Regions from separate parts of the Homo sapiens genome. Here all the other regions are linked to region 5. A link is a contact called in ENCODE Hi-C or POLR2A ChIA-PET data. All regions are on one chromosome and are shown on one strand. Each heading gives the region's core, a stretch centred on a gene start or an enhancer-like site at or near the end of the contact. The rest is flanking DNA. Distances are from core to core; before and after follow the strand shown.

Region 1 (2,700 bases), core at 13-2,512, 1.3 Mb before region 5:
CAGGGTCCCCTGCTCAGAGGCTAACACTGGCCGAAGAGAAAGGCAATTTCAGTTGGGGTGACTGTGGCAGGAAGGGGCTCACTCTGGCCCCACCAAGGTGAGGTGGGGACCAAGTGATAGAGCCCTGATCCACCCACTCTCTGAAACTTCTTTGCTAATAAAACATTCCTACTACGCTTGTGTTTTGTTTGGGGTAGAGGGTGCAATCGACAAACACGACCCCCCGCCTCAAAAAGGAAAAGCTTCGTTTGGCAAGACCGCACGGCCAGGATTTCCAGAGTGCGGAGGATCGGTGACCGCCTGGGAGCCACTCAAGAAACCTGGAGAAACCCTAGTCGTATAACCCAGACAAGAACCTGAGTTAACTTGAAACACAAACGCTTTATTTAAAGGAGCATCTCAGTTACGTGTGGCGGACAAAAAAAAGGAGCAGACTGTGACAGACCATTCCCATCGGCCAAGTGGTCGAACCCGACATCCAAGACCCTGTAAACAGACCCAAACATGAGATGTTGACAGGCCCCGCAGCAATTGGCAAACTCCCGCCTCCCTCTTGTCAGTCTCTGTATGTAGACTCTGCCTCCCAAACCCTCTCACCCTGGGCTTAACGAAGCCTCCCTACCACCAACCAAAGGTCTATCAAAGGGGTGTCCTCTTTGCACCCACCAGCGAGCAGCCAAGCTCAGCGCAACCTCCGGGCTTCTCGCTCTGACTCCAAAAGGGTGAGCACGTCGCCCTCGCGCACGGGGCCTTTTACATTGCGGATGATGGATCGGCTCGTGTCGTCCATGAATTCCACGCGCACCTACGGGTCCCCACCGGAGTGGAGGAAGAAGTAAGGGCGGGCCGCGGAAAGGCACCGCGGAGTGGGAAGCAGATATGAATTCAGAGAACGTGTCGGGGCCAGAATACAGATCGTTAAAGGGAACCATCAGAACCCCGTGATGAAATGAGAATCGGCTCCCGGATTCCGGCTGGCAGGGGTTAGGGCAGGGTAGAGGTCACATCAGGGTTTAGGTCGCCGGCAGTCGGCCAAATGCCCCCACCCGATTACCTGCGTGCACTGTCCCTGAGAACCGGTCCTGCCCAGGACCTTGGTGACCTGGAGGAAAGAAGCTGGGTTCAGACCCGGCCCGTTTGGCTCCTCTAATCCCTCCCCCTGCCCCCAAATTCGGGCCCCCACCTCACCCTGGCCAGCTTGATAGGCTGCACACGGCTGGTGTCCATGATGGCGGCGCGGCGGCGGTCTGGCGGAGAGGAGTCACGTGCTTCGGGGAGAGCCTTTATAGGACGTTCTAGCACCGCCCACTCCCGTCTCGCGATACCACGCCGCGTCTTTCCCAGCAGCCCCAGCGGTGGAGACGTCACCGGCTGCGCCCTTCAGTATCGCGGACGGAAGATGGCGTCCGCCACCCGTCTCATCCAGCGGCTGCGGAACTGGGCGTCCGGGGTGCGCGGGGCGGACAGGGCTGCACCATGGGGGGCTTCGGGCTCCGTGTGTCCGGGACCCGCTCCTGCTCCTCACCTCCCTCCTAAGCCGGGACCCTTCGCTCTCCCCGAATCTCCCTGGGAACCCCCAGCTAGTCACCCCTTCAGCCCGGGACCCTCTCCTGGCCTGGGAACCACTCAGGCCTGGGATTTCCCCAGTCCCCGACCTTCTTAGCCTTGGATCTGTGGGCCCGGACTCTGGCTTTGCTCTTCACCTGCAGGACCCACATCCGTTTCCCCGAGTGTTCATCCCCTGCCTTCCCTTAAAATGCGCATCCCCGGACCATCCCTGGTCCCTTGCCCTCTCCTTTCCTCTCTCCTGGGGTGCCTTGCAGGCCGACCTCTCCTCTCCTCTTCCCACAGCATGACCTGCAGGGGAAGCTGCAGCTACGCTACCAGGAGATCTCCAAGCGGTGAGCAGGCCCCGCTCGCTGCCCAGCCTCTGGCTCTGTCCTTTCTCCACCAAAAACGAAATCTGTGTTCCTTTAGACCCCTGAAACGGAGGGCTGACATCCTGCCACCAGTCCCCTGCCAGGCTGTGGAGGCAGAGGTTTGCCTTTAACCTTGCTGAACTCCGGAGGACAGCCCTCCTGAAACAGCGAGGCCGGGCGTGCATTCTGACTGGCAATCAGGCTAGATTTGCAGTGCTCAGCGTGGCCATGTTAGTCAGTGTTATCCCCAAGCTACAGATGAAAAAAGAGGTCCAGAGAGGCGAAATCATTTGCCTCAAGTCACTCAGAAGCTAAAAAGTGGCAGCGGGGACTTGAACCCAGAAGTGTCCTGATTTCAGACTCATTTATATTAAAATATTAGTTGATATTTACAAGCCCCCGTCATGTATGACCTCAGCCTTGGGTTTAACTTTGTGAACCAGGAAAGTTCTTATCCACATTCTTTCATGGACGCCACATTCTAGGGAGAAGCATAGTAGGGAAACAAACACAGCAGGTAGTATTGTTCTGGAATGCTTTGAAGACAAAACAAAATAAGTGGAAGCTGGAGGGTGGCTACGTAAAGTCAGATGATTGGGAAAGATCTTTCTTTGGAAATTGACAGTTGAGTCCCCTGAATGATGGGAAGGACCCATTCAAAGAATAATTATTGAAAAAACATTCTGACCGGGCGCGGTGGCTCACGCTTGTGATCCCAGCACTTGGGGAGGCTGAGGCAGGCGGATCACGAGGTCAGGAGTTTGAGACCAGCCTGGCCAAC
Region 2 (2,778 bases), core at 218-2,717, 1.3 Mb before region 5:
GGTGGGGAGACCTCTGCCTCATTCCCCACAATCAGAAGACGCTGGATGAGACCAGACACAAGGCCCAGCTAGGCCTGGTGCAAGCCACAGAGCACACTCGGAGGAACGGCTCAGCGAGGTGAGGATACCAACAGCTGATGTGCGACGCAGGCCCTCATAGAGCAGGCCGCAGGGTGAAGGCACCTTGGATCCAGGGGTTAGCCCTCAAGGGCTGCCATTGTCAGCCAGGGAGCCCAGCAACCAGGGCAGACCACTAGGCCAAAGTGTAGCTGGGCACAGAAGGCTCAGCTGAGAAACAAGGGACTCCGGCTTCCTCCAGCTGTCCCTAAATGGGCAATGGCTGCCTGATCTACCTAGGCCTTATGTGATGCTCCTAGAGCCCCCTCAGTCCCTCGGGCGGGGAAGACCCTCCAGCAGGCTGGCTGGGGCCCCGGCCATCAGTGCGCACGTGTTGGAAGAAGTTGGTCCAACAACCCAAAGTCCCAGATGCTGGCCACAAGCCCCCTAAGACACGCTTCCTAAGTGGTAAGGCCTACAGGTGGCCTGGGCTCAATCGGGTTCCAACACTTATAAACTGTGTCTTTGTCACTCTGGGCCTCAGTTTCCCAACGTGTAAAAAGAGAGGCTGGTTAGTATCAACCTCAAAGGGCTGCAGTGAGGATTTTAGTTAATTCGGGTAAAGTGCTCAGAAAAGTGCAAGTACTGGCTTAGCACTGTTGAGAGTTCTGAGTGAAGAGATGGAATTCTTGCTGCACACACGGGTGCCTTTCCACTCAATCCCAGCTTTGCACCCCAATCCAAGGCTCCCACCACCACACACCTCACCCCCAGGCCCTCATCTCGGCCCAGCCCCCATTGCCTGCCCCGCCTCTCCCGGGCCCCACCCCCAAACACGCTGCCCCAATCAGGACAAGCCTCGTGAGAGCCCCGCCTCCGTTTGCCCAGGCCCAACCCACCTATTGGTCACGCCCATCACGCCTTAGCCCCGCCCCTAAAAACCCCGCCCCCATCCCGAATCACGCTTTCAGCCCAGCCCGGCCCGCCAAATCTTGGGAAAGCTCCACCCCCTGCGGAGGCCCCGCCCTAACAGCCTCTCCCACCGCTCCGGGCCCCACCCCCTCTAGGCTCTGGCCCCGCCCCGGCGCGTCCTAGGTCCCCCAGGTCTCTCCGGGCCTCCGGCTCCGTATAGCCGCGCATCCTAGCCCGAAGCTGATGCTGCCCGGTCGGCTCCGGCCTTCCCGGCTGCCTGACCCGCCGGGCCCCAAGCCCCGGGCTCCGGCCTGGGCCCAGCGGCCTGGAGCGCGGCCTTGGCCCGTCTGCCCGCCGCCTCGCCGCCACGACTTCGCCCGTCTGTGCCCCACCGGCCGCACCTTTGAATAGGTAGTCGTACTCGTCGTCCCGGGTCCCCATTGTCCTGGCGCTTCCGGCGGGATCGGCGACTCCGCAGCCCCACCACAAACACCCGACGGGGGCGGAGCCGGCGCCGCGCAGAGCGGCGGTTGAATGGCCTATCAGCGGCGAGTGGAGTAGCGACGGGCACCCAGCGAAGCCAATCAGAGATGGAAGTAGTGCTCTGAGGGTGGGCGCCGCTTGGTACCACCCTCCTCGCCCTCGGTGTCCTGGAGAAAGGCGGAAGGAATGCGGACCTTTTTGAAGTGACGGACGCGCCAGCCTATCAGGGGCGAGCTCAAGAGGGCGGGGCGGAAGACTGCAGGAATGAAATGGATTGACAGACCAAATAACTAATGAGAGGCTTGATTGAGAACCTACCCGACTATCAGAGGACCTGTCCGGGAAGAGAAATGGGGCTACGTCCAGGTAATGCTACGATGCTTAACGTCCCGATGACGTCATAGGTCAGCGCGCGCTGCCCTGGTCGCCCCCCAAGCCCATAAATGACCATTTCCGGGGACCTCAGCGCTGGGTCCCCTTTCTCGGTTGCAGTCTCCATCTCTATATTGGGACTCACTGGGTTATCCTTCTGTGCCTCAGTTTCCTCCTCTGTAAACTGAAGAAACCCGTCTCATGGAATCTTTTGAAAATAACCAGATCAGCCAGGCGCGGTGGCTCACGCCTGTAATTCCAGGACTTTGGGAGGCCGAGGCTGGCGGATCACGAGGTCAGGAGTTCGAGACCAGCCTGACCAACATGGTGAAACCCCGTTTCTACTAAAAATACAAAAATTAGTCGGGCGTGGTCGCTGGTGCCTGTAAACCCAGCTACTCAGGAGGTTGAGGCAGGAGAATCGCTTGAACCTGGGAGGTGGAGGTTGCAGTGAGCCGAGATTGCACCAAGTGTGAATCAACCGTCCACTTTCTGCTATTCTTTGTTAAATAAATACTTTTAAATCCTTACTGGATACCAATGCTCTCCAACAGGACCTCCTACCACTACCCCTCTTTTGTCCTATATTTTGCCACATAGGTAAAATATAAAAATAGGTAATATAGAAAATAAAACACATACTGCTGTATTGTCAGGTAGTGATAGGATTTATCACTACCTGACAATACAGTATGTGTTTGTTTTATATATTTAGGGTGTACAGCGTGTGTTTTGATACACATGTACCCAGTGAAATAATAATTATGACAGTTTTTTTTTTTTTTTTTGAGACGGAGTTTTGCTGTCGTTGCCCAGGCTGAAGTGCAATGGTGTGCTCTCGGCTCACTGCAGCCTCTGCCTCCCGGGTTCAAGCGATTCTCATGCCTCAGCCTCCCGAATAGCTGGGATTACAGGCATGCACCACCATGCTTGGCTAATTTTTTTGTATTTTTA
Region 3 (2,700 bases), core at 66-2,565, 1.8 Mb before region 5:
CTAACGCACCAACCCACCATGTATTCTATTTATCACATTCACTGTCCATTTCTCCTGCCCAACTCACAACTAAAATGCACGTTCTCTGAGGGCAAGGACGTTTACCTATTTTGTTCAGTCTATATCCATGGTGTATAAAACAGAGACTTGTTGGGGGGGAGGTAATAGCATTTATTCCATGAATATGACTACGGCATACACACATACACACACATACATGTCCACACTATATCTGGAAAGATAGAGGAGAAAATTATTTTTGCCTCTGAGCAAAAGAACTGAAAGACCGTGGTGGGAGAATATTTGACTGACTTTGTACCATTCTTAAGTTTTCCTATATGTGTATCTATGACCCAGTCCTCTCCTGCTCCCCTAAACTCTTAGTGTTAAATCACTATGTTCTGCCTTGGGAAAGCAAGTTATAGACAAATGTGCATACATAATCTGATCCTATTGGGTTGTATGAACATGGGGCAGTAACTGTATCAACAATCTAGGGATCCAAGGAAGGCCCTACCCCTGAATCTGATCTCCCACAATCCTGGCTCCTGGGCCTATCCCAACCCACCCACATCATACACCCTTTTATTCATACCCAGATCCCTGCCCCTGGAACTGGTCTCCACCCACTGCCCCCTCCCCAGGCCTGGTGCAGCCCACAGTCCCGCCCCCAGAACTGGTCTCCGCCCACAGTCAGCCCCGCCCCCAGGCTTGCTGCCACCCCATAGCTCCGCCCCTAGAACTGCTCTCTGCCAATCACCACTGCCCTCCAAGACCGGTACACCCACAGCCTAGTCCCCGCCCTCCGCCCGGCCCGGAGCTTATCTCCGCCCACAGCCAGCCCCAACCTCCAGGGCTGTCACAACCACAGCCTGGTTCCCGCTCAGCCCCGCCCCGGAAATGGAGGTCTCCACCCCTGTAACTGGTCTCTGCTCAGTCATCCCCGCTCTAGAAGCCTTATACCATCCGCCCCGAGAACTGGGCCCCACCCACAGCCCCGACCCTGGAACTGGTCTCTGCCCAATCAGCCTCGCCCTCCAGGCCTGGTACGGCCTCAGCCGGTTCCCCGCCTTCAGCCCCGCCCCGGAACTGATCTCCGCCCACAACCAGCCCCGCCCCCAGGCCTCGTGCGGCTCACAGCCTGGCCCCGCCCCCAGGGCCAACCTTACCCCCGCTACTGCCCCAGGCCAGGGCCCAACTTTGTGCCCACTAAGCAAACTAGAACACCTCTGCCCAAGGCTGGGGTTCGCGGCCGCCGCTCCCGCCCGCCGCGCCTGTCGCCTAAGCGCCGAACCCCCAACACGCTCGACTCTGCGAGGCTGCCCGCGCGAGCCGGAAGGGGACGTGCAGCGCACCTCTCCCCAGACCGGAAGCGGAAGCGCGGGGCGGTACCGTGGGAGGGGCCGCGCGTGGGGCAGCGGGGAGCGAGTCCCTCCGTCCCCGCGAGTCGGCGCTTTTGGCCCCGCGGGAGGGGCCGGGCTCGGTGAGCGACTGGCGGGGGCTCGGGTCCGAGTCCAGGGGGCGACGTGGGCCGCGGACACCGCCAGCCACGGGCCCTGCGTCCCTCCAGGGAGCCGTGTTTCGGTTCATGAGGCCTCGGGCTGTGAGCTTAGGTCAGCACGAAGCTGCTGCTTGCTCCTGGGTCGGGGCCCCGCGCCGCTGTTGCCTCCTCAGGGAACCCCAGTCGCCCTCACCCGGGGCGATTCCGCACCCCAGGGGACTTTTGGCTGTAGCTGGAGACGACTGTGGTTTTCACAAATTGTGGGGAGGGGAGGCTGCTACTGTCACCTAGAGGGTGGAGGCCGGGGAAGAGGGACGCTGCTTGCTCTTAAAGATCCTACGTTGTACAGGACAGTCCCCCACAACAAAGAATTATCAGTAGTGCCAGGTTGGGAAACCCTGCTCTAGGGCCTTAAAAAAAAAATCTCTGCAGTTCTGAATAAACTACATAAATTGTTAAAAATTCAGTTTAGTCACTTAATAGGGCCTCTAAGTGACAAGATATTTTTAAAGCCTGTGGAGTCACCATAGAATCTCTCTCCAGCGTAGTAAGTTGAGCAAGTCAAATGCACACAGCGTTAAGCTGCTTTCTCCCCTCTTACGGAGCAGATGGCCAGATGGGAATCAGGTAAAGCCAGTCATGGCCCACAGGCTGGGCCCTTATTACACATTTAATCATTGAGTACCCAAAAAAAGTGAATGGGATGGTGTTTCCGGCAGCCGTATCCAACAACTGTACAACCTATACAAAGCCTCGAAAGAAATCTTTGTGTCTTTTTTTTTTTTTCAGATGAGAAAAGCATCATTCAAGCTCAGATTCGTGTTGAAGCCTGCCACAAGGTCCACCTGTTGTTGTGGGTTTTTGGGTGACCAGGTGAGTACAGTGTGGAACCTACAACAAGGTTTCAGCAGGCTCTGCTGTGTAGAAGAACTCCTCGTGGGCTTTTCCTGTGCTGGGGTTGTAACCACATTGAAGTCACTAAGAGTGAAGGTATCTTAAGGAAAGTTCAAGGTAAAAAGACAGAGGTGTTTATGGTTACATGTGTGTAAATAAGTAAATACAGTTACATGCAAATAAGTATCCACAAAACAAACATACAAATAACGTAAAGATGTGTAACTGTAGCTAAAGACAGATTTTCTGGTATGCCGTAATGCTAAAAGTTTCTGAATTTTATATAAGTATAGAAAATATTTACA
Region 4 (2,700 bases), core at 95-2,594, 1.3 Mb after region 5:
CAATCTCCAAAATTCCGAGGAGTATTATGTTTTTCGTCTGTGTTTCCGACTCCCAAGTTAGCTCTTAAAGGTAATGATTTCTCCGTTTTGTTTACTACCACGCCCCCAGCATCTAGCACAGCATCTGGCATACAGATGCTCAACTAATTATTTGTTGAAACTAATGTCCTGCATAAAAGTAGTGTAATTTACTTTTTTTTTTTTTTTTTGAGATGGAGTCTTGCTCTGTCGCCCAGGCTGGAGTGAAACGGCCGATCTCGGCTCACCGTAACCTCCGCCTCCCAGGTTCAAGCGATTCTCCTGCGTCAGCCTCCTGAGTAGCTGGGATTACAGGCGCCCATCACCATGCCTGGCTAATTTTTGTATTTTTAGTAGAGACGGGGTTTCGCCATGTTGGCCAGGCTGGTCTCGAACTCCTGACGTGCCCACCTCGGCCTCCCAAAGTGCTGGGATTACAGGCGTGAGCCACCACACCCGGCCTTATTTATTTATTTATTTAGAGACAGTCTCGCTCTGTCCCTCAGGCTGGAGTGCAATGGCGTGATCTCAGCTCACTGCAACCTCCACCTCCCGGGTTCAAGCGATTCTCCTGCCTCAGCCTCCCAAGTAGCTGGGATTACAGGTATGTGCCACAACGCCCAGCTAATTTTTTATATTTTTAGTGGAGACGGGGTTTCACCATGTTGGCCAGGCTGGTCTCAAACTGCTGACCTCAAGTGATCCGCCCGCTTCGGCTTCCCAAAGTGCTGGGATTACAGGCGTGAGCCACCGCTCCCGACCCCTAATTTACATTTTTAAAAACCCTAGCAGGGGCCGGGAACCATGGCTCACGCCTGTAATCCCAATGCTTGGGAGGCCAAAGTGGGAGAATCGCTTGAGCCCAAGAGTTCAAGATCAGCCTGGGCAACCTGGCAAGACCTCGTCTCTACAAAAAATTTAAAAATTATCCAGGCCTATTGGTGCATGTCTGTAGACGCAGCTACTTGGGAGGCTGAGGTGGGAGGATAGCTTGAGCCCAGGACGAGGCTGCGGTGAGTCGTGATCGTACCGCTGCACTCCAGCCTGGGCGACAGAACGAAACCGTTTCAACAGAACAACAAAGACAAAAACCTCCAAAACACCCTAACAGTTAAATTTCCTCAGTCCAGAAGCTGATTGCAGTCCAGTTCGCAATTGGCCAGGCTCTAGTTTATATAGGACCTGAGGCTCCACCCATGTGCAGGCACCGCCCCCGTGGCGTCACGAGCGAGCAATGGCGTCATTGGAACGACATGAGCATGCGCACTTCCCCAGCACAATCAGGGAAGACACGCGTGACCCGGAAGGTCTTCCCGCCACACTCCAGAGCGGATGTGAGGGGCGCCGATGGCGGAGGGAACGGCGGAGGCTCCTCTAGAGAATGGTGGTGGTGGCGACTCGGGAGCCGGAGCTTTGGAACGAGGAGTGGCGCCCATTAAGCGTCAGTGAGTCGCCGGGGCAGGAGGGAAGCTGAAGGGCCTTTTCCGGCACCCATAGCGCGGTCCGAGCTGTGCATGCCGGGAGATTAGGCAGCGGCTGAGGGCGAGAAGCCACCGGCTCTTCATTCCGGGCCGTTCTTCCGCCTGCAGGGTGGTCAGCGGAGGTACCTGAGATCGTGCACGTTGGGGCCTGTCACATGCGCGAAGGACACCACGTGCATGCTAGGGCAGGTGGGATTTGAGGCCAGGCCCGCGCTGCATACTGGGGATTGTAGTCCCTGCATATGGACGTACGGCGCATGTGCTCTGCCAGCGGCCGTTACTGGCGGGTCTTGGGGTTGAAGCGAGTGCCGCGGGGCGTGCTGGGGCCTGCGGTGTTTGAAGGGCCGAAAGGCGTGCTGGGAAATGTGGTGGCTTAGACTCCGCTTCAAGGCATGCTGGGAATTGTAGTTTTTCGCAGCCTAACGTGCGCAGGGACGTTCTTGACTGAACCTGATAATAGTTTCGCGCAACACTTTGGACAGTGAGGACCCAGGGACAAAATAGGTCTTTTTTGAGGCCGTGAGGGGCTCCCAGGCTGGGAGCTGGCTGGTTCTTAAGTAGTGAGCTCCCCATCAGCAGAAGGATTTAAGGACGTGCAAGTGTTTCTAGCCTCCTTTCCCCAGTGTTTATTGACTATGTTCGGAGGGTTTTCCTTTCCCTTTCTGTCGGCAGATACCTCACCACCAAGGAGCAGTTTCACCAATTCCTGGAAGCCAAAGGGCAGGAGAAGACTTGCCGGGAAACCGAGGTAGGAGACCCTGCTGGCAATGAGCTGGCTGAGCCTGAGGCTAAGCGGATCCGACTGGAGGATGGACAGACGGCGGACGGGCAGACGGAGGAGGCAGCAGAGCCCGGGGAGCAGCTACAGACTCAGAAGAGGGCCCGGGGACAAAACAAGGGCCGGCCCCATGTGAAGCCCACGAACTACGACAAGAACAGGCTGTGTCCCTCCCTAATCCAGGCAAGTGCGGCCACGTGAGCATTCCTGCCGGGGCAGGCAGGAGCAGGGTGTGTTTCCTGGCAGCGGGTAATTGTTAGAAAGCTCCTGGGCCTTCAGCAACGAGCAGTGAGCTTGCTCTGATGCCATTCCGTCTTCATTCTCCTCGGGATACATTGTAGGGCTTGTCATTGTTCTCATTGTATAAATGGAGATGCAGAGGCACGGTGAGGTGCCTGACTTGCTCAGGGACACAAGAGCCAG
Region 5 (2,700 bases), core at 134-2,633:
CAAACAAATAATTTTTAAGATACCCTCACTCGTGGCTCACACCTGTAATCCCAGCACTTTAGGAGGCCGAGGTGGGTGGATCACCTGAAGTCAGGAGTTCGAGACCAGCCTGGCCAACATGGCAACACCCCATCTTTACTAAAAATACAAAAATTAGCTGGGCGTGGTGGTGCACCCTTGTCATTCCAGCTACTTGGGAGGCTGAGGCAGGAGAACTGCTTGAACCTGGGAGGCAGATGTTGCAATGAGCTGAGATCGCACCACTGCACTCCAGGCTGGGCAACGGAGTGAGACTCTGTCTCAAAAAAAAAAAAAAAAATACCCTCACTGTTAGTGAGTCCTTGTGTTTACAACCTGAACACAGGAAAAATCCATTCACAGGTTTTCTACACAGTGGAGTCTTGCAACTTGCAGGTTCTACACGGTACCTACCTGATCATACAGAAGTCCACGGATCAGTGAGGATAGGTGAAACTTGAGGCTGGTTTCAACACAAATCTGAGCTTGAATTATACTTTTTTCGTCTAAATAAAAAGGGCACAAAAATCGCTTATGAGGCCTTTTGTAGGGAGTAATATGTACGTATAGTAAAATGTATTTACTGAGACTAATACAGTTGTTGCATAGAAAGACCACCCCATTCACTTAAAAAAAATTGATTTAAAGAATAAGAACCCAGGCTACTGGCTGTGCCTGAATTCACCAGATTCCTATCCAGCCATCTGGTCCCTAAAATGGGACAAGAAGCTTAAAGCTGTTTTCATCTGACTTGCTTAACTCATTTGGCTGGAGATTGTATGGTGACTCCAGATGCTTTAAATTCGTCACTTTAGGCCTTATAAGTGGACTCGGCTGAATTCTAAATAATTTCTACAGTGTATTCAGGACTGCAGAGATTTTAATGCCCTCCAGCAGGGTTTCCCAACCTGGGCACTAATGACATTTGGGGCTGGATGAGTCTTTGCTGGCGGCGGCTGCTTTACGCGCTGCAGGATGCTGAGCTGCTAGCATCCCTGGCCTCCACCCTCTAGATTACAGTAGTAGCACAGTCCCTCCTACCCTCCATTTTGTGACATCCCAAACCGTCTCCAACTATAGCCAAAAGTCCCCTGGGGCGCAGAATCGCCCCGGGTGAGGGCGACAGGGTGAGGACGACAGAGTGAGGATGACAGGGGCGCGGGGCCCGGACACCGGAGGAAACAGCAGCTTCGGGCTTAACTGAGCGCACAGCCCGAGGCCTCAGGGGCGGAAACCCGGCTCCCGGGAGGGACGCAGGCCCGCGGCTGGGGCCCCTCTCTGGACTCGGACTCACGGAATGAAGCACCTCTCGCGGAGACCGAAAGATTCTCCCAGACGCTGCAAGCGCGGCTCTTCTCACAAGACACAAGCGCGCTTCCGCTTCCGGTCTCCGGCTAGCCACACTGCACCTCCGCTTCCGGCTCCAGCTGGTCCCAGCCCAAAATGCGGCGTGTCAGGACCCCCGGGTTCAGGCTGCAGGTGCAGCAGCCGCGCACCCCAGCCTCCGGCTGAGGTGTTCTAGTTTGCTTAGTTATTAATAGAACCAGGTTGGGCCCTGGCTAGGGACAGCCGCGGAGGCAGGGTCGTCCTGGCGCGGGTCTGTGGCAGGGTTGGGGGCGGAACTAGCTCTTGAGCGGGGCTGTGGGCGGTACCAGGCCTGGAGGCGGGCCTGAGTGTTGACGGGGACCAGTTCCGGGGGCGGGGACCAACTCTGGAGCGGGGCTGTGGGCGGTACCAGGCCTGGAGGCAGGGCTGAGTGTGGGTGGAGATCAGCTCCGGGGGTGGGGAGAAGTTCTGGGGCGGGACCGTGGGCGGTACCAGGCATGGGGGCGGGGCTGTCAGGACAGAGACTAAGTTCCGGGGCGAGGTTGTGGGCGGGCATTAGGTTTGATGGGCGGATCTTGCTGTGGGTTAATACCAGGTTTGGTGGGCGAGTATGTGGACAAGATAAGGCAGTGGTGGGGCATGGAATGGGGTTGAGCTAGTAGGCTGAGAGGACAAGACTTGGTGGAGGTCAGTTTTTGGGTGTAGGGCTTTTTGTGGATTTTAAAACTGTTCAGGTAGCAGGATGCAAAATGAACTCTTTAAAGTTTTCTTCAGTCATTTCTCCACATTCACCGCCTGTTAAAATGATATAGCCACACATTTAGGGCGTGTGTGTGTGTGTGTGTGTGTGTGGCTTTTCGTTTGTTTGTTTTGAGACAGGGTCTCACTCTGTGGCCCAGGCTGGAGTGCAGTGGTGCAATCATAGCTCACTGCAGCCTCGACCTCCTGAGCTCAAGCCATCCTTCCACCCGGGCCTCCCACACTACCAAGCCTGACTATTTTTGTATTTGTTTGTAGAGAGGAGGTCTGTGTTGCCCAGGATGGTCTAGAACTCATGGCCTCAAGTCATACCCCACTTCGGCCTCCCAAAGTGCTGAGATTACAGGTGTGAGCCACACCACACCCAGCCTTTTTGTGTGATTTTGAGCTTCCTAATTTCTTTCAAAAATGGGATCATGTATGCATATTTCTCCCATCCAGAGGGGGACGAGGGGAGGGAGGACTAGGGAGGGATGTCTCCAAGTGAAAGCCAAAGCTGATTAATTGTCTAGTGCACATCTGGATCTACTGAAAAGAGAACTACATTTCTGGTGGAGAAAATAGGTGTTGGATTCATAGGAAGAAATAAAAAAGGAA
Region 6 (2,700 bases), core at 125-2,624, 1.3 Mb before region 5:
GCAGAGGAATCAGAGGGCCCTAAAACTCCCTACATTGTGGTCTCAGGCAGCTGTTTTACTCTCTCAGCCTCAGTATTATCATCTCTAAAATGAGTGTTACAGGCCGGGCGCAGTGGCTCACGCCTGTAATCCCAGCACTTTGTGCACTTTGGGAGTTCAAGGAAGGTGGATCACTTGAGGCCAGGAGTTCGAGACCAGCCTGGTCAACATGGTGAAACCCCGTTTCTGCTAAAAAGACAAAAATTGGCCAGGCACGGTGGCGGGGGCCTGTAATCCCAACTACTTGACCAGGGTGAGGTAGGAATCGCTTGAATCTGGGAGGCAGAGGTTGCAATGAGCTCAGATCGTGCCACTGCATTCCAGCCTGGGCAAGAGAGAGAGACTCTGTCTAAAAAAAAAAAAGACGGGGAGTCATAATGATATGTAGTTCATAAATTAGTAAAAAATTAAGAAGTTAATAACTATTAGCTCTTATTATAATTACTATCATCAGCTTACAGAGTTGTTGATGAGAGGTCACACAGTCAACCCTGGCACACACAGTAAGTGCTCAATAAAAGCTCTATTAATATTTTTTAGGGTAAATGTGGAGGTTGTTATTGCATTCATTCCTCCCTGCATGAGAAGCAAGGTTCCAATCCCAGCTCTACTCCTTATGTGCTGTGTGGCCCTGGGCAAGACACTTAACCTCTTTGAGCCTGGACTCTCTCAACTGTATAACAGGGGACATTTCTACTGCTTCCACCTACTCAGTATGGTTTCAAAAGAACTGAATGAGCTCAACATGCCCATTTGACTACCCCGTTTTGAGCACCCACATAGCACAGGGCATCCTGTTTCAGCATCTTTGTGCAAAGTGGCTGGGTCATTATATTATAACTTACTATTTTGCAGGCAGAGCCGCTCTGAGAAGGAGGTTGGGGAAGGGCATTGGCCACTTAGCAGTTGCCTACTGTGTGTCAGGCGTTTTCTGCACCAGCCACCTCCTGAATCCTCCCAGAAGCCCCATCAGGTTGGCAATGGGATGACCCAGTTTCACAGGTGGGGAAACCGAGGCTCGGAGAGGCGCCTATGTGTGCCGGACCCCGGAGACCTCCCACCGGCCTTGACACGGGAACTGAGGTCCCCGCGTCCCCGAGAAGGCTGTGGCCAAGGGATCGAGCCCAGCCGTCCCGCCCGGGTGCCGAGCTCCGGCCTCGAACCCGGGGCCGGCCCGCGGACTGGCGTCCTCCGGCCCTACCTGCAGGCCCGTGCCTACCTGATCCGCGGCCGGGCCGGGCGGCCGCACAGGCCCCTCGGTTCGCCTCGGCCCCGGTCCCGGCCCGGCCCGGCCCGTCGGCGCCACTAGCTCCGCTCCGGCCGGCACCTGCGTCCGGGCACCGCCCGCCGAGCCGACAGCGCCGCGGACCAATAGCGACCGCCTCTCGCCTGCATTCGCCAATCGCCTTGCACGTCCCGCCCTAAGAGGCGGGGCCGGAGGCCACAGGGACGACTTGGGCCGCACAGGCCCCGCTGTGCCGCAGCTGCTGGCTCCGCCCCTGCCGCGTCTTGGCTCCGCCCCCAGCTCCGGCTCCGCCCCAGCACTGGCCCCGCCCCAGCCCCGCCCCAGGCACGAGGGGGTGCTGCTGCGCCACCTGCAGACGGCCAGCGTCCTCTAATAAATAAAACCTCTGCAGAATTTAACTTTTTTTTTTTTGAGACTGGCCGGGTGCAGTGGCTCATGCCTGTAATCGGAGCACTTTGGGAGGCCGAGACGGAAGGATCGCTTGAGGCCAGATGTTGGGGACCAGCCTGGGCAACATGGTGAGTTCCCGTCTCTACAAAAAATTTAAAAGGATGGGCGCGGTGGCTCACGCCTGTAATCCTAGCACTTTGGGAAGCCGAGGCGGGCGGATCACGAGGTCAGGAGATCGAGACCATCCTGGCTAACACGGTGAAACCCCGTCTCTACTAAAAATACAAAAAAATTAGCCGGGCGTGGTGGCGGGCGCCTGTAGTCCCAGCTACTCGGGAGGCTGAGGCAGAGGAATGGCGTGAACCCGGGAGGCAGAGCTTGCAGTGAGCCGACATCGCGCCACTGCACTCCAGCCTGGGTGACAGAGTGAGACTCTGTCTCAAATAAATACATAAATAAATAAATAATAAAATAAAATAAAATAAAAGTTAGCCAAGTGTGGTGGCCCAGGCCTGTAGTCCCAGCTGCTCTGGAGGCTGAGGCAAGAGGATCACTTGAGCCCAGGAGTTCGAGGCCAGTCTGGGCAACATAGTAAACTCACCCACCCCCATCTCTAAGACAGATCAATTTTTAAAAAAATACTGCACTATATGTTCACTTAGTATAAGCACACTTTTGCACATAATCACAGTATAACCTTCAAAATCAGAAAATTAATGTTCATCTAATATTATCATGTAATTCCCAGAGCCCATTCAAAGGCCAGGTGCAGTGACTCATGCCTGTAATCCCAGCACTTGGATCATTTGAGGTCAGGAGTTCGAGACCAGCCCGGCCAACATGGTGAAACCCTGTCTGTACTAAAAATACAAATAATTAGCTGGGTTTTGTTGTGGGCACCTGTAATTCCAGCTACTCAGGAGGCTGAGGCAGGAGAATTGCTTGAATCTGCAAGGTGGAGGTTGCAGTGAGCGGAGATCTTGCCACTGCACTCTAACCTGGGCAACACAGCCAGACTCTGTCTC

Evidence for each region. Hi-C counts contacts between places; a loop is a spot of excess contacts on that map. ChIA-PET counts read pairs that join two places held with the same protein, here RNA polymerase II (POLR2A). Pooled maps may share reads with other maps.
Region 1: a loop to region 5 is called in a pooled map, with 10 times the contacts of the local background. The contact joins the promoter of RPS28 here to the promoter of ZNF557 in region 5. A Hi-C loop is called at or near these places in 3 of 50 pooled maps. POLR2A ChIA-PET finds 5 or more read pairs at or near these places in 2 of 52 experiments (HEK293 and activated T-cell).
Region 2: a pooled map shows a loop between it and region 5 (22-fold over the local background). The contact joins the promoter of RAB11B here to the promoter of ZNF557 in region 5. A Hi-C loop is called at or near these places in 5 of 50 pooled maps. POLR2A ChIA-PET finds 5 or more read pairs at or near these places in 2 of 52 experiments (Caco-2 and IMR-90).
Region 3: a map of heart left ventricle shows a loop between it and region 5 (16-fold over the local background). The contact joins the promoter of MBD3L1 here to the promoter of ZNF557 in region 5. A Hi-C loop is called at or near these places in 3 of 168 maps with a recorded cell type or tissue (heart left ventricle and psoas muscle) and 16 of 50 pooled maps.
Region 4: a pooled map shows a loop between it and region 5 (24-fold over the local background). The contact joins the promoter of DUS3L here to the promoter of ZNF557 in region 5. A Hi-C loop is called at or near these places in 11 of 50 pooled maps.
Region 6: a pooled map shows a loop between it and region 5 (11-fold over the local background). The contact joins the promoter of MARCHF2 here to the promoter of ZNF557 in region 5. A Hi-C loop is called at or near these places in 2 of 50 pooled maps. POLR2A ChIA-PET finds 5 or more read pairs at or near these places in 2 of 52 experiments (IMR-90 and activated T-cell).

What each region holds. Positions count from the first base shown.
Region 1 is chr19:8,320,058-8,322,757 of GRCh38, reverse strand. It overlaps RPS28 (ribosomal protein S28), which reads right to left and starts at 1,262. Exons shown (of 4, transcript NM_001031.5): 1 at 1,189-1,262; 2 at 1,055-1,102; 3 at 667-805; 4 at 1-486. The coding sequence starts at 1,227. The coding sequence ends at 683. NDUFA7 (NADH:ubiquinone oxidoreductase subunit A7) reads left to right here and starts at 1,383. Exons shown (of 4, transcript NM_005001.5): 1 at 1,383-1,450; 2 at 1,852-1,901. The coding sequence starts at 1,400. It overlaps KANK3 (KN motif and ankyrin repeat domains 3), which reads left to right. Exons shown (of 11, transcript NM_198471.3): 11 at 1-174. RefSeq lists enhancers at 1-359, 360-1,327, 1,234-1,473, 1,328-2,295, 2,296-2,700.
Region 2 is chr19:8,389,049-8,391,826 of GRCh38, reverse strand. It overlaps RAB11B (RAB11B, member RAS oncogene family), which reads right to left and starts at 1,467. Exons shown (of 5, transcript NM_004218.4): 1 at 1,371-1,467. The coding sequence starts at 1,410. It overlaps RAB11B-AS1 (RAB11B antisense RNA 1), which reads left to right and starts at 1,136. Exons shown (of 3, transcript NR_038237.1): 1 at 1,136-1,818. MIR4999 (microRNA 4999) reads left to right here and starts at 2,447; the gene lies at 2,447-2,537. RefSeq lists silencers at 1,075-1,334, 1,554-1,835 and an enhancer at 1,605-1,804.
Region 3 is chr19:8,830,992-8,833,691 of GRCh38, reverse strand. MBD3L1 (methyl-CpG binding domain protein 3 like 1) reads right to left here and starts at 1,315. Exons shown (of 3, transcript NM_001393532.1): 1 at 1,170-1,315. ZNF558 (zinc finger protein 558) reads left to right here and starts at 1,388. Exons shown (of 10, transcript NM_144693.3): 1 at 1,388-1,483; 2 at 2,291-2,374. RefSeq lists silencers at 579-838, 1,339-1,608.
Region 4 is chr19:5,789,807-5,792,506 of GRCh38, reverse strand. It overlaps DUS3L (dihydrouridine synthase 3 like), which reads left to right and starts at 1,344. Exons shown (of 13, transcript NM_020175.3): 1 at 1,344-1,463; 2 at 2,172-2,460. The coding sequence starts at 1,366. RefSeq lists an enhancer at 1,162-1,621.
Region 5 is chr19:7,068,386-7,071,085 of GRCh38, reverse strand. It overlaps ZNF557 (zinc finger protein 557), which reads right to left and starts at 1,383. Exons shown (of 8, transcript NM_024341.3): 1 at 1,313-1,383; 2 at 433-524.
Region 6 is chr19:8,411,979-8,414,678 of GRCh38, reverse strand. MARCHF2 (membrane associated ring-CH-type finger 2) reads right to left here and starts at 1,374. Exons shown (of 5, transcript NM_001005415.2): 1 at 1,259-1,374. RefSeq lists silencers at 1,208-1,367, 1,398-1,757 and enhancers at 1,249-1,749, 2,620-2,700.